Regions from separate parts of the Homo sapiens genome. Here region 2 is linked to region 1. Evidence: chromatin loops called from intact Hi-C (ENCODE). Cell type or tissue: MCF 10A. All regions are shown on one strand. Links, peaks and the distances in the headings refer to the core of each region. The heading gives the core; the rest is flanking DNA. Region 1 overlaps BMPR1B (bone morphogenetic protein receptor type 1B). Region 2 overlaps BMPR1B (bone morphogenetic protein receptor type 1B).

What was found. Peaks named below come from ENCODE experiments on the same cell type or tissue, not always from the same donor. Only the 100,000 strongest peaks of a DNase experiment are listed, where the experiment ranks them.
Region 2: a loop joins it to region 1, with 6 times the contacts of the local background. A loop is called at or near these places in 4 of 110 quality-filtered maps.

The regions. Positions count from the first base shown.
Region 1 is chr4:94,822,959-94,831,270 of GRCh38, forward strand. All of the region lies in intron 1 of BMPR1B (bone morphogenetic protein receptor type 1B), which reads left to right. Among named protein-coding and RNA genes, the nearest start is that of BMPR1B, 69 kb to the left of the region's middle. In MCF 10A, for the core only: no CTCF peak of the experiment used is centred there; DNase peaks (open chromatin) are centred at 4,953 and 6,133.
Region 2 is chr4:94,875,444-94,883,755 of GRCh38, forward strand. BMPR1B (bone morphogenetic protein receptor type 1B) reads left to right here. Exons shown (of 13, transcript NM_001203.3): 2 at 388-457. Among named protein-coding and RNA genes, the nearest start is that of BMPR1B, 120 kb to the left of the region's middle. In MCF 10A, for the core only: no CTCF peak of the experiment used is centred there; no DNase peak of the experiment used is centred there.

The DNA.
Region 1 (8,312 bases), core at 3,777-6,276:
TGTGCCTTAGATATTGTTATATTTTTGACTCCTGGTTAAAAAGTATTAATGTCAAAAAATAAATTTTTTCAAGTTAACTTTTGGTATCTATGCTTGGCAAACATTTCCACAGGCAGCCACTGTATCCTACACTATAAGCTTTCCTGTTAACCAGAAACTCTTTTAATTGCTTAGTTGAAATATATTGAAATCATTTGTTAATGAGCTTGAGGTGCTCTTTCTCACTTCATATTCTAAATTAACCTCACCAAAGAGTGACAGAAGGTGTAAAAGAGTTCTGAGATAAAACTGCTTTCCAAAATTTTGGTTAAAGCTAGAATGGAAGTGGGCAGAGAAGGGCTCCTTTGCTTTTGAGGGGTCAGTGGGAGAACGGATGTGGTAGAAAGTTAGCTTGGTTCACTACCATGCTTCTCTCCTGGTGGGCTGCCACATTTCTGTGGGTGGATATGTATGAGTTATGAGAAAAGGCTGGGGGCAAAGCTGGTGTTCGGATCTATGTTTTGGGGAGCTGTGCCCTCATTTTGGAGGAGCCAGTGTCTGGAAAGTGATTCTGAGAGACAACTAGCAGAGGAGAAGGAATTAATGGTCACAGTTTATGAAGAAAAAGAACCAGGATTGCATACTAAGCCCTCTACTGCACACACAGCCTAACCTCTCTATAAGGCAAAGATGTAACCATACATATATTTACCAGGGCTGTTTTCTGACTGAGATATGGAATAGAGAAAAGGTTAGATATGCCTGTCTGAGCAGCCTACAGATTGAAGAATAGTTTTTAGTATCCTTTTGGTTTTTTTTTTTTTATTTGAGATGGAGTCTCGCTCTGTCGCCCAGGCTGCAGTGCAGTGGCATGATTTTGGCTCACTGCAAGCTCCGTCTCCTTGGTTCACACCACTCTCCTGCCTCAGCCTCCCAAGTAGCTGGGACTACAGGTGCCTGCCACCACGCCTGGCTAATTTTTGTATTTTTAGTAGAGACGGGGTTTCACCGTGTTAGCCAGGATGGTCTCAATCTCCTGACCTTGCGATCCACCCGCCTTGGCCTCCCAAAGTGCTGGGATTACAGGCATGAGCCACCGTGCCCAGCCACTATCCTTTTAGTTTTTAGAGTTTAAAGCCTTATTTGGTGTTTAAATTTCTTTCAGAATTATAATGAAGTAAAATGAAATGTTTAATTGATCTAATTCAAGCATTTAAAGATACTAACATTTTTGTCTGAGTTTTGATGCACGAATTTACCACTTAATTCTAATTAGCCTGATCATTGCCAGCACTTTCCCATGCATCCATTCAGGAGGAAGCTAAGGAAACCTTCCCCACCGTAACTTTTTCCTTCTCCATGAATTCACCTGTTAATCAGATGCTTCTTTGTGCTGGTACACAGTTCTGTGGTAGCACTTATTATATGGTTCTTGTCTCTTCAGTGTCTCATTTATTTACTGCACTGTGAGCATGTGAACAGAGCAAGTATCTTAATCACTTATGGAGCTTCCAAACTTGAACCACTTCATGGTTTAGCCCCAAATGCAGACACTAAGGTAGTGTATCCTTATGCTATTTGAACTGATCTGTTTTTAAACATTCTGGTTATTTTCTAAAAAGCTCATTTGAATAAAGAAATTATAAAATGAGAACTCATTTTTACTGTCTATATGACATTTAGAGAATTAATTTTGTCTGAGAGAATGAAAACATTTACTTGTGAAATAAGGCAAATAAGAATTTTATTTAAAAGATTTGATTCACACAGAAAAATTTCTGTTTAATTGATCTTGGGGAAAAATGGGGAAAATTTGGTATGCTTTTGAGTAAAAACGTTTTTATATTGGGTAAATTTTTATTTTATAAAATAAAAATGTAATGAAAGTTATATATAGTGTTCAAATTATTGTCTAGTTTTTGTGTTTTACAAAATTGTAGTTACTGAAATTTGTAACATGGACTCCTTGATCAGTTAACTAATTTAAATGGACATTTTGTTACATTGGTGCATTAGGTAGAACAATGTTGGATGCAAACAGAAAATTTCAATACAAGCTTACTTGAAAAAGAAGGACGTTTAGAATCTCTTTTAAGTGGATGTTCATGTAGTTTTGATGCCAGAGGTGATTGATACAGACTAGAAGCTCAATAATGTCATTCCAGACTCATGTTAAGTGTTCTTTTTGTGGATGGGAGTTCATCGCTAGTCTCTGACATTCTGTGGTGGCCCCATCCTCTGGCTGTTAGCAGCAGATACCACTTTCAGCTATAAGAATAGTACTACTGGGTGTGGTAGCTCATGCCTGTAATCCCAGCTACTCAGGAGGCTGAGGCAGGAGGATCTATTGAGCCCAGGAGTTTGAGACCAGCCTGGGCAAGAAAGTGAGAGGTCATCTTTACGAAAAATTTTTAAAAATTAGCTGAGCAGTGTGGCATATACCTGTAGTCCCAGCTACTCAGGAGGCAGAGGTGAGAGGATCCCTTGAGCCCAGGAATTCAAGGCTGCAGTGAGCTATTATCATGCCACTGCACTGCAGTCTGGGTGATAGAGTGAGACCCTGTCTCAAAAGTAAAAACAAAACAAAACAAAACAAAATAGTACCATCTTTTTTTTTAAGATGGGAAAAAACCTTTCCCAGAAATCTTGTGGCAGACTTGCCTTCTCATTGGCAAGAATTGGGACCCTTTGATTTTCCTAAACCACCATTGACAAAATACATGGGTGACAGTGCCTGGTTGCAATAGTTCTGGGGAGTAAAACAGAGTACTATTGTAATGGGTAAATCCAGACTGCCTTTATACAAATATCAAAATGCTTTGCAGAATGTGGAAAGAAAATGGATTGCATTGCAGTCTATTTTTCTGAATGGAAATAGTTTTATTAATATAAGAAAATAAAAACAAATTTTATAAGTACACATTACATTTGTAGAGAATTAAAAATACCACAACAAAGGATATTTTTTCTGTTTTTCTAAACTTTGGAGCCAGGCATATGGTAACATTTCTTTTTTATTTTAGGCTTTTGCATTACAGATATTACTTTTTCCCCAGTGCCATTGGTTATTGGAACAGGATCTAAAGGTTTATTTTTATTTGTGGAAAAAAAAATTTTAAAATCATTTCCTCAAAAATATTAATTCATATTTTTATTTGTTTATTTGATAAGGGCCAGTCAATAGATAAATTGACAGAATGGTACTTAATGTAGAATTAGATTTTCAAAGATAATGTGAAGCATAAGTGAAACATTAGTTCTTAAATAGGGACTGCCTAGAGATCTTACTTGAGCCTTCGGCTGTGGTCTTTCGGTAGAGTTGATAACTGGTGAAGAATATTAAGGTTCAGAAAAGGTCTCGGGGATATTGCAGATGTTATTTCTCTGTCAAATGTAGTCATTTGCACACCTGCAGCACTGGGGTCTTCTTTCACCATGTTTTAAAGCTCACTCGGGCTGGACTGCTTCCAGGTTCACTTCCTGCTCCCTTTGTTCTCTTTTGCACTGTGCTTTTCTGCTGTGTCCCTGCTCTCACTTGTTTAAGTCATTTTCAGAGGAGAATTTGTTCTTGCAGATTTTAGATTTTCTTATAAAAAATGTGGAATCGTTGAAATTCCTTTTACAAGACTTTTTTTTTTATTCAATTACTTTACCATTTTTAAGGTAGGGAGAATCTCAGGAATACCAAGCAAAGAGGAACATCTGGAATGTTCTATACATTAATAAAAATGGAAACATGCATAATTGCTACCCTGCTAAAGTCCCTGTTATTAGTAATTTAGGAAACATTTTATTCTGCTTACCCAAAAGGAAAGGTAAATATATGCTTATAATATTAAATTGTTGAAACTGAAATCAATAGTTTTATATTAGTCGTATCGATTTCAGTGAAAAACCCTACCTTTCCAAGAGAAACAGTTTTGCCAATAAAATGTAGGAATTAAAATATAGTAACTTTGCCAAACAGATGTAAATTCTTTAATTAAAATAATTTATTTGAGTAAAACTTGCAGCATAATACTACTTTCAAATGATATAATTACAAAAATAAGCCAAAAATACTGAATTCTAAAAAATCTGTAGGTTTTTAAGGAAGTAATTTTCCTAATATGAAATATAATCTAATTTGGCTCATTAGGGGAATACTGTTTCCAAAATGGCATTTTATGTAATAAGCGTTCCCTTTTCCTCATTCCTCATCCCCCTCTGTGTCTCTCTGGTTGAGTTAGTTGAGGCTTCAATAGCAAAAGCACTTCCTTTTGCAAGTTTAGAGTTTTAAGCAGTAGTTCCTCTGTCTTTGACTTGAGACAGTATGATTATGTTATATAAAGTTCGTAATGCCTTTTGAAAATCTCTTTAATAAATAACCCTTTGAAAATAAAGTGTATATATACTTTGTTTATAAAAAGTGTATATAAACTTTATTTCTGTTTCTCAAATATGTTTCTCAAATATATGTATATAAAGTGTATATAAACTTTATATATTTCTCAAATATATTATTTATGGTTTTGTGCTGTTTGCACATTACTGCCTCTTGATACAGGTTCAACAAATAAGTATGGAATATCTCTAGTTTGGCAGACACTGAGTTAGGCATGTGAGCAGACAAAAATGTCTTTCCTTAGAGAGCTTACTTTAAAAAATTCTATTAAATATTCACTGATGCCTTTGTTCAGCATTTTTCCCTTCTTTTTCTTCTCCTAATGATTCATTCTTGCTGTTTTTGTGGCAGCCAGCAGTGCCTAGCTTCCCATGTAGCAGTATTTGAAAGTATCTGTCTATCCTATGATGTGAAAGATTTTAAATATTTATTTATTTTCACATGCAGTTTTTGTGATTAAAAGGGAGGAGAAAGAGAAAAGTTGTCAGATAAAATCAACGGGATGAGTATAAAAGTTTTCATCGAAGCAGCACAGTGTCATGGAGAGATGACTGGAATGTGAGTCAAAAGACATGTCATCACCTAGTTCCATAATTGGTGACTCACTTGCTTTTCCTTTTCTCAGTTAACCAACTCATGCTAACACAGAGAGAAAAATGCCTGCCATATCAGTTTCACACAAGGTGTTTGTAAACAGCAGATAAGGTCACGTGTGAGAAAATGTTTTCACTTGAATATACGTAAAGTGTTTCATTCCATTGCCTTACACATTTTATTCGTAAATGTGAACAAATAAAGGTGAATTTGTGGCTTTCATTAATTCAAATTTAAAATAGTGTTAAATTATACCTAGTTTCTAATTAATAGGATTAATAACTAAAACATTGTGTGATCTTGATATTTACCTCACACCCAGAACTATAAAAAGTAGCATTGCAAGAAATGAGATACATGATTGAGTGAACAGTGCCTGATCTGAAGTTGAGATGCTTTTATTTTATTTGGACAGGAATCATACATGGTAATAATTTGGGTTATTTCCAATAACAGAATTTTTTCTGCTGAAATATATTTTAAAGAAAACACTTTTAAAGAGTCCAATGTAGATTTTTCCACAGTGTATTCTACAGAGCATATTAAGATGTTAATTACCGCTCTTTGATTACAGGATTCCAGGGTCAAATAATTTTGTTTGATAAACAGTATAAAACATATTAATTTACTGCAGAACTTTCAGGGCTTCCAGTATGTGAATGTGTATACTGAAATGTTAAGAGGGCATATAGAATATGCAGCATTTTCCAGAATTATTTGAGAATGGATATTTTTTTTCCCTTAGAGAACATCTATTAACAAGCACCCTTGGACTCTCATCCTCAAAGTGAGGTCCCAGCACTATGAGCATCACCATCAATCTGGACCCCACCCCAAACCTATTGAATTAGATCTGATGGTAGGGCCTAGATGTCTGTGTTTTAACAAGCCTTCCAGATGATTCTGATACATGTGAGAACCACTGCACTAGGGTTTCCTGGAACATAGTTTAAAAAATAAAGAGCTAATCATTTAAAAATATGTATGCTTTTAAAAGAAGGCCCTTCTATTCTGAGTAGTGATATTTAGGTGTCAAGTTTTTATGCTTAGGGTGTGTGTGTGAGAGAAGTCATTAAAAAAAAAAAAAGATAATGCATTCTTGCCAAGTAGAAAATAGGTGTGGTATAATGAAAAAGGTGTTGAAAGTTTATGATTCATGATTTAGTAAAAGTAGAGCTGGATTAACTGTAGATTAAATATCTGACCTCACATACCACACCCTGACTGTACCTTAAGTTTATGCTTCTGTGAGTTAAAGAAGTGCAAGTAGAATTCCTGAGGAATTTAGTTTTCACAGGGAGGCGTGCTTTTATCCTTTTCTTTAAGCTTTCTCTCTCAATTTATTCCAATAGGGCATAATTTCTTTATGATGTTGCTCTTAGGAAATTCTTTCAACAATGATTTTATTTTCCTTTTTTTTTTTTTTTTGGGACACTGCAGCTTCGACCTCCTGAGCTAACAGATCCTCCCACCTCAGCCTCCTGAGTAGCTGGGATTACAGGCACACGCCACTATGCCTGGATGATTTTTGTAGAAACAGGGTTTTGCTACATTGCCCTGACTGGTCTTGAACTCCTGGGCTCAAGCGATCTTGTCACCTCAGCCTCCCAAGGTGCCAGGATTATAGGCATGAGCCATGGCACCTGGCCTTCAACAGTTATTTATTGGGTCCTTAGTAGGGGCTTCATGGGCACTGTGCTAGGTGCTGGATGCACACCGGTAGATAAAAGGAGCACAGTGCTGATCCTCACAGAATTAAGAGTGCATAGAAATGGAGAGGAAAGGAAACAGCCTTTCCTAAAGAATGAAGTGCTCTAGTAAGGAAGTCCAAGGTGCTAAGGGAAAAGGAGGGATGATACCTGTTATAATCCCCAAGGTCAGGATTATGTGACATGAGAGATGTAGTTTATTATATTTTACAGTGATTGGCTTGAAAAATAGTGCAGAAGATTTGTAACGCATTTCTAAATTTGGGAAGGATAAACAGTAGCTTGGAAGCTTCTCTTTGAGCAGTAGGCAGTTTTATTTAGATAAAATTCAGTGCATCTATCTTTTGTAGGAAGAGTTTGAGAAAAAATAATTATTCTGAATTTAAAAATATTAGAAATGAGACTTATTATGTAAGTATATGACATGGAGTTTTCATGATAGTTATCAGCTAGTTCTGATAAGTAATATATTTAGGTCATCATAGAAAGTATGTTTATATTAAATAACTCTTGCATATGTTTGTTACAGTAAATTTTCTTAGAGATAAATAATAAACTATTTTTTGGACAGCTTCAAAAGGGAAAATTCAAAATTTAGAAAAAACATTAGAAATGTTAATATGGGATATTTTTGACTTAAGACATTCAGAAAAGTTAATGTTTTAACACGATATGTGATTATAGAATTCTATTCATATATGTGTTCACATTTATACACTTTGCTATACTTTGTATTTATAAATATAATTCTGTTAGATAAATAAGTGATTCATATTTTGTCAAAACTATTTTAAAATTTCAATATTTAAAATATTTTTGAATCACTGGTTTTCGTTAAGTGGCATCATAGATGAGATTTGATTCCATGTAGCATATAATTTTAGATTGTTCCTCTCTCACCCCTTTTAAACTCCTTCAAGCATTGCTATTACTGGGGTTGCCTTTGGGAAAACTTACTTCTAGATACTACCATATATCTGAAATAGTAGAGGTGGATGTTAATAAAATTCATAAAATAATCATGTATTACTTTTTTTGATTTACCACTGGAAGGAAATACAGTCATGTGCAATATAATGACGTTTTGGTCATTGAGACCCACATGTGTGACAGTGGTCCCATAAGGATGTTGCTGAAAAATTCCTGTTGCTGCCTAGTGACACTGTAGCCATCGTAACGCCATAGCACGACACGTTACTCACCTGTTCATGGTGATGCTGGTGTAAACAAACCTGTGCTGCCAATCATACAAAAGTATAGCACAATGACAATTATGTACAGTTTATCATAATTCTTGATAATAAATGACTATGTTACAGGTTTATGTATTGATTCCACTTTTTGTCATTATTTTGGAATGTACTCCTACTAATTATAAAAAAGAAAAGGTTAACTGTAAAAAAGCCTCAGGCAGGTCCTTTAGGAGGCATTCCAGAAGAAGACATTGTTACCATAGGAGATGACAGCTCTATGTGTGTTATTGCCCCTGAAGACCTTCTAGTGGGACAGGATATGGAGGGGAAAGACAGTGACATTGGTGATCCTGACCCTGTGTAGGCCTAGGCTAATGTGTGTGTGTCCTCGTTTTTAACAAGAAAGTTTAAAAAGTAAAAAAAAAAAAAAAAAACGTAGAAGAAAGCTTATAG
Region 2 (8,312 bases), core at 2,468-4,967, 51 kb after region 1:
GGAGGCCGAGGTGGGTGGATCACGAGGTCAGGAGATTGAGACCATCCTGGCTAACACGGTGAAACCCCGTCTCTACTAAAAATACAAAAAATTAGCCATGTGTAGTGGCGGGCACCTGCAGTCCCTGCTACTTGGGAGGCTGAGGCAGGAGAATGGTGTGAACCCGGGAGGCGGAGCTTGCAGTGAGCCAAGATCGCGCCGCTGCACTCCAGCCTGGGCGATGGAGCGAGACTCCATCTCAAAAGAAAAAAACGGAAGAACTGTACTTCCCCTCCCATCCCCCAATTCCATTATGTATTACCATGATTCTGCATTTGAACTGGTAAATAATAATAAACCTTTCTCAAGCCACAAATAGCAATTCAGTTTTTGTCTCTTTGTTGACAGGGTGGAGTTCAGCCTACTCTTTCTTAGATGTGAAAGGAAAGGAAGATCATTTCATGCCTTGTTGATAAAGGTAAGTTCATAGTAATTATTAAATAATTTGAGATGTTTGGTAGGCATCGTTACTGCTTTTTGACACTCCGACTTTGTGGTATGCTGAAGTTAACAGAAAGATAATACATTTTATAAGATGAATGGAATCTACAATTGTTCCTTTAGTTATCAGTAAAAACACATAAGATAAGGAAACTGATGTAAATCAACATGACAAGGTGGATGTGGATTTGTTCTATAATGAGAAAGTAACTTGTGCTTTTCATTTGAAATGTTGGCCTACACACTTAGTCTGTTCCTCAAACATTTACACACTTGGTAATAACCTTTTACCAACCATTGCTGATATCATCACGATAACATGTTTCAGGTTAATAAAAACTAGATTACAACATTATGCCATTTTAAAGCAAATCCATCCATTATACTTTTCATGCTGATAGTTCTAGTTGGTGTCACTCATTTTAGAGGGCAAATGTGAAACAGGTGGCGTGGACTTCAGAGGCCCTACCTCTGACCCACATATATTAGTGAACGTTAACTTGGAGACTCTTTTCTAAGCATTTACTCCTATTATAGCTATTTTTATAGTGTGCTACAGTGTTCAAATGCTATTACGAATGCTTTAAATGAATTCAATTTGTTCTTCACAAGTCTGTGAAAACTGTTCTGTTAATATTCCCATTTTATAGATGTTAAAACTGAAGCATTGGAAAATTAAGAAAATTGCCCAGGATTATGTAGATAGTTAAGTGGTAGAGTGGGAATTACATTGAGACCTCCTGATCTTTACTTCAGTGCTATACTGAAAACCGATAATACTATTTGAACAATTTGAACTGGCTCATAATAATGATGGGAGGATGTGCTTACTTTTGATATATCTTTTCTAATAACACATGAACAAATGTAGGATGAATACATGTTATACTTCTTAATGGGTTTGACTTTACTCCAGTGAACTCTATCAGAAATTTTTTATACTTTAAATCCTTATAAATCTACTCAGTAAAGTTTTCAGAAACTTACTTTTGCATATTTATAAAATATTTCATTGCTTGCTTAAAAATAACCATATTAAAAGATGGTAGCATAATTTTAATTAAGAAAGCAGAAATAATGTACTTTACAAGTATTGGTATTACTCCTTTCGGGGCTATAAATACAATATATATGTTTTTCCCCTGGCTAAGTGTTGTGAGGTTAAATTTTCAGCATAGTAAGTTTCAGTTGGGCCACATATTATGCCACTGTGCATAAAAACTCACATTGATTCAAGTATCAGAATCATAGAATTTTCTTCATGGAGAGAGATGGTTGGGGAGTAAGCCAGAAATAATTGGTCTTGATTTGGGTTGCTGTCTCTTTCCAAAGGTTAGCATCTGAAGTGTGGGGCTGGGCATCAGGAACCTTCCTACCAGGGTGAGGGGTTTGGAAAAGGTTTTGCTCATTTTTGAGTCATGCTTCCAGTTGTTGATGGGATCAGAAATTAACCCCAGAGGAAAGGGGCCTTTTACCAGGAGTTGGGATGGGGTTAGAGAACCAATCAGATGGATTGGCCTTAGGGTTGGCATTTCCTGTTAGTGAACTGAAGTAAATCGGAAAGCAGAGAAAACCACTGCCTGTGCACTAGGCTCTGCAAAGAGAGAACGAGCGGGTGCCTATAGGCACCTTTCTCTAGAAATACATTTTAGGATTAATTTAGATTAATCTAGATCCTACATCCCCTACCCCCAGTAGGAATTATAATGTCTGTTTTTTTGAAGATTTGCCAGAACAGTGGGAATGGCTCAGCAGGTAAATTAAGTTTTTAAACTATAAGAAAGTGAGGCCAAGGAAAGTAGAAACTGAAATGCAAACATATTTTTCCAGAGATATCAACTATCAAATACATTGAGATACATTTTATATATGTATAGAAGTGTAATATTTATTAATAATAGAATAATTAAAACAGTATTTTTATTAGTGAAAATAATCTATGCTTATTAGACAAATTTGGTAGCAAAAGGTAAATTACACCACTTCAATATCAGCACTTTTATATTTCCTGTGTTTGTGTGCATGCACATGTGTGCGTGTGTGTGTGTATATGCATTTACATTGGAATGATATCGCCTATATTGATGAATGGTCTTATAAAAAAAATTTTAATGGCTCTATCATCTTGTATCATCTTATATTTTATTATTTCAGGTTTTATTTCTAGGATATATTCCTGACCGTGGAATAATTAGATCAAGGAATGAGAACATTTTTAAAGGCTCTTTAAGCATATTGCAAAATTGCTTTCAGGAATGCTGTATGACTAATATTTGTTTCAGGAGCATAGAGGGGACTGGTTTCCACTGTTTTAATGTGCTATTTTTTAATTCCTTCTAAGGTTTGTTAAAAACCAAAATTGCAACAAATTTAGTTTAAAGATACTAGGTTTTTATTAGCAATTCATGAATCAGTAGCATCTCATCTAAACATTTAGAAAAGGTGCTCCCATGAGCTGAGCAGAGGACGTTATTTTTATAGGCTGGAAAGGGCTGAAGAAAGCAGAAACAGGAAATGAAAAGTGAATTGGTCATTTCAAAGTAACTTTCCTTATAGAATTAAAACAGAGAGGACTTTCTTGTTACACTGGCCCAGGTAAACTAGGCTCCTCCTCATTGGCTGCTGTGCGTCTCCTAATTTTTTTTCTGAAAACAGGCCCATTTCAAAGTTCAGTTTGATTATGTGGCTCCCAGCCAGATAATAACTGCATTCTGAGTGACTCCATTTTGGTCTTGTCTGGTATATAGGGCCTAGTGCAGAAGCTCAGTCCAAACCAGTGGCCTCCCATACATTTCATTTAACAGGTTCTGCTTTTTTTTTTTTTTTTTTACTTCTGATATGCTTGGTAGGCATTTGTATTTCATCTTCTGTGAGTTCCCAGTTCATGTGTTTTCTAGTTTGTCTATTACAGTTTTAGTTTATTACTAATTTGTGTGACCTCCTTATGTAATTAAGATGATCAGCTCTTTGACTCATTTATATCAAATATTTCTACCATTTATTTACCCTCTATTTTAATGAATTTAATGAAGTATAGCAGTTTCACATTGCATATTCAGGCAGGTTTAATAGATTTTTTATTTTTTTATTATTATACTTTAAGTTTTAGGGTACATGTGCACAATGTGCAGGTTTGTTACATATGTATACATGTGCCATGTTGGTGTGCTGCACCCATTAACTCGTCATTTAGCATTAGGTATATCTCCTATTATAATTTCTTCTCATTTCCAGATGAGTACCATTTCCAGCAAGTAAATGGTAGAGCTGGTATTTGAACTGGTCATATGATTGTAAATCCTATGCTCTTTAGCAGTACCTTATACTTCCTGGTAGAATAGAAAAGAACAAGGGACTCTTAAAATGTTTAAGGTATTAATGAAAAGTGTCAAGTAAAACATTTGGATTTATTTGAGTGTTTACATTTGATTCTTTGGGAGGTCAAGGCAGGAGGATTGCTAGAGCCCACAAGTTTGAAACCAGCCTAGGCAACATGGCTAGACCTGGTGTCTATAAAAAATTTTAAAAAATTAGCCAGGTGTGCTGGGGTGTGCCTGTTGTCCCAGCTACTCCAGGAGGCTGAGGCAGGAGGATCACTTGAGCTCAGAGGTTGAGGCTACAGTGAGCTGTGTTAGCACCACTGTACTCCAGCTTGGATGACAGAGCGAGACCCTGTCTCAGAAATAAATAAAAATAAAAATAAATAAAATACATTTGGTTCTTATTTTTCTCGTATCCAGTGATTTTTCTTTTCCTGTTGTTTCGTCCAGGAGATCTTTAAATTTTTTTCCCCATTATTATAGAATTAGAAGTAGAAAAATATTTTGTTTAATAACTATATCTCATGATATATTTCTGTCATTAAATTGGTGTGCATATGGGCAAGACTATACTACACAGTGAAAAATCAGTTTTTAATACAAAGTTTGATACTTTAAAAGAAAAAAACAATGTATATTGAAAATACTGTGGTTAAACCAACCATATGGATCGTTTGGAATTCCTAGACTAAATTTGAATTTAATTAGTTATAGATTTGTTATTTGTGGTATTCATCCGGTATCTAAGAGAAGTGATTATCGTAACAAAATATTTTTATGGAACATCTTATTATATAAAATGACAATACAAATTATTATTATTTTATTCATAATTTTTGACTTTTTAAAAAACATGCAACATGCTGTTAAGTATATGTGTGTTTCTCATTTACTAAAAAATAGAATTTTCCTAGCAGGATGGCCCTAGAGCTGAAGCATTATATGTCTTTGGTTGGTTCTCATTCAAGAATTGGCAGAGTTTCAGAGTACTGTACTTCTAACTTGTCTCCATAAATTCAAGGCAGAACAGCAAATATGCCCTAAAAACAATGCATTAAAATGATATATTTTTATTTTTACTTTTTATTTTACTTATTTTGAGACAAAGTCTCCCTTTGATGCCAAGGCTGGAGTACAATGGCACGATCATAGCTCACTGCAGCCTCAACCTCCTGGGCAGCAATCCTCCCACCTCAGCCTCCTGAGTAGCAGGGACTACAAGCACACACCACCACCTTGGAGTAATTTTGTTTTGTTTTTCTGTAGAGATGGGATTGTACGGTGTTGCCCAGGCTGGTCTCGAACTTCTCAGCTCAAGCAGTCCTCCTGCCTTGGCCTCCTGAAGTACTGGGATTAGAGGCGTGAATCACTGCGCCTGACCATTAAAATGAATTTTTTTTTTTTTTTTTTTTTGAGACAGAGTTTCACTCTGTCACCCAGGCTGGAGTGCAGTGATGAAATCATGGCTCACTACACCTTCCACCTCCCAGGTTCAAGCGATTCTATGCCTCAGCCTCCCAAGTAGCTGAGATTACAGGCGTGCCACCATGCCCAGCTAATTTTTATATTTTTAGTAGAGACGGGGTTTCACCATTTTAGCCAGACTGGTCTTGAACTTCTGATCTCAAGTGATTGGCCCTCCTTGGCCTCCCAAAGTGCTGAGATTATAGGACTGAGCCACTGGGTCCAGCCCTAAAATATTTTAATCAACTTTTAAAGTCAGAAAATTCTTGTGTGTGGAAAAGATGCAACATCGTAATTCTGAAGTTTTACCTTGCATAATATTGCCATTTTTTATTGTGGCAAAATGTGTATACCATAAAATGGACAATTTTAACCATTTTCAAGTATGTGGTTCTGTGGCATTCAGTATGTTTACATTCTTGTACCATTACCATCATCCATCTCAAGAACATTTTCATCTTCTGCAACTGAAACTGTACCTTCTAACTCTGTTTTCCAGCCCTCAGTCCTTGGCAACCCCCATTATGCTTACTGTCTCTGTGAATTTGGCTGTAACGTTACTATTGTTGAAGGATATAAGACCTCTCCCCCACAAACACATGCGTATTTAGAAGCATGTTTCTTGTTTTGGTTTTGGTGTTTCCTCATGAATAGATTCAGGTCATGTGTCCTCGGCAAGTTACTGCATAGGTGATCTTCAGCAGAAGAATTTGGCAACGAGAGGAGCTGGGTTCAAGTTCTAGGCTGGGGCAAGTGTAATATTTCAACTTTTTTTTTTTTTTGCAATCCACTCTGTCACCCAGGCTGGATTGCAGTGGTGTGATTTCAGCTCACTGCAACCTCCACCTCCCAGGTTCAAGTGATTCTCCTGCCTCAGCCTCCTGAGTAGCTGGGAGTACAGGTGTGCACCACCACACCCAGCTAATTTTTGTATTTTTAGTAGAGACGGGGTTTCATCACATTGGCCAGGCTGGTCTCGGACTCCTGACCTCGGTGATTCTCCCGCCTTGGTCTCTCAAAGTGCTGGGATTACAGGCATGAGCCACTGCACCTGGCCTAATATTTCGACCTTTCTAGGCCTTTTTTTCTTCAGCCATAAAATAAGGCTATTGGTTTCACCTCATCTGATGGCTAAGCTGCCTTTTAGCTCTAAAAATAATCTTTGTTAAATAGGCTGAGATATCCTGTAGTGGTTTATAAGTGAAAGGAAAGACTTAGGGGTAAGACAGTGTCTCAACCCTGGCTATGCACCTGGCTAAATTAATGAGGCTTTGGAAAATACCCGATTCTCATCTCTAAAAGATTGTGATTCTGGATTTCAAACTCAAGAATGTGTGAAAAGCTGTGTAGGGAATCTAATGGACAGCCAGTTTGGAAATACTGGCATGAAAAAGGTTCCTATGCTACTGTCCCCCTCACTGTTTTTTTCTTTTTTTTTCCATGGAAGGATAGAGGAGGATGACATCTTTCCATGGATTTTTTAATTAAAAAAATTATTTCCCCTTCCATAGAGGAATATTTTCTTCATAGCACGCAGAGGGAACATGATAGTCTTTTGTGTTTTTTCTCTTCTAGGATGCAAGAACAATTCTTTCACTAAATATATTTTATGTTTTCATATGGGAACAAGTATAGCTTTGCCTTAATCTTGGAAACAAGAAACTTTTTCTCTTCGTCAAAGTTTAGCTTGAGAGTGGGGAACAGGAGTAGAAATAACATAAATATTTAGCTGAAAATTGTGATTTTGCCTTTCACCTTTGGTGGTGGTGTTTGGTATAGCTGCCTTCTACTGTGCTAAGCACTCAGCATATGTTGTTTCATCTTATCTTGTCAATAACTCTTTAAAGCAGAGGAGATTTTATAATCCTCTTTTTGCAGATGAAGAAAATCAGAATCAGAGACTTTACTTACCTGATAACAGGTTAATCCAGCTAGAATTGGTAGGGTGGAGATTTGAATTTAGGTCAGTCTGACTTACAGTACTTTTGAAAGATACAGTGTTTGTGATTTTCATAGGGAGGGTCTTCAGATCTCCTTCTGCACCATGGGATAGAAGTAGAATTAATTGTTTTTTGTAAAGATTGTTTATCAGTTTTCATGGTTTCAAATGTGGGAATTCATGGTTTACAACATTATCATTGCTCTGATTTGGTTGGCAGTGCAAACTGAATCACCTTCAGAATGCTTAGAGGTAGGATCAGAACTAGCCCCAGGCTGAATTATCAAAAAGGGTGACCTTTTCTTTCCTGTGTGTGTGTGCGTGTGTGTGTATGTGTGTGTGTGTGTGTGTGTGTGTGTGTTTCCTTCCCTGAATTCCCTTGTGTTTTTAGCCTGCACCCAATTCTCAGTGCAGGGTTCTTTCTACTCATCTGCCTTTGCAGGTGTCATCCCAGAGAGCCTTGAAAATAGACTTCGAAAAGTGACTGAGCTCACCTCCCTTCTTCCACTGATGAGAGAACTGTATCAGCTGGATTCTAGTCCAGAGCTGTTTGTTTATTATAAAGTGATGTGCATCTGAGGGAGAGAGTGTCTGTGAACTCTCTGAAACTACATGCCGGATTTCTGTGTGTGTACATTTTCTAGCCCATAGCTTTATCAGAGTCTCAAAGGAGTCTCTGTTCAAACAAGACAAAACAGAGTTTTTGCATCCTATCATGTTAACATTATAGATGGCCTTATCTTATATTCTCTCTCTGCTACTAATCAGATACTACTGTGATAGCTTATTCTCCAAGGATCTCATATTCATTACTCATCCACATGCTCATTTCTTTGTTGTTTACACCCTTTCTCTATTTTACAAAATATTTGAGGTTGTTTATGTAAAAAAATCAAGCAGCTCATTAATAACTTAATTTGTTTTTTATCTAAAGAGAATGTATTTTATAATTCAATATATATATTAAGGAATATATTATATATGTATTAAGGAATATATTCTGTAATACATATTAATGTGCTAATAATTATTTAGTCCCTTTGAAGTATTAAAGATATGTCAATAAATTGCATCAATTTGCAGTTAAGCTATTGTTAGACTAAGGGTAA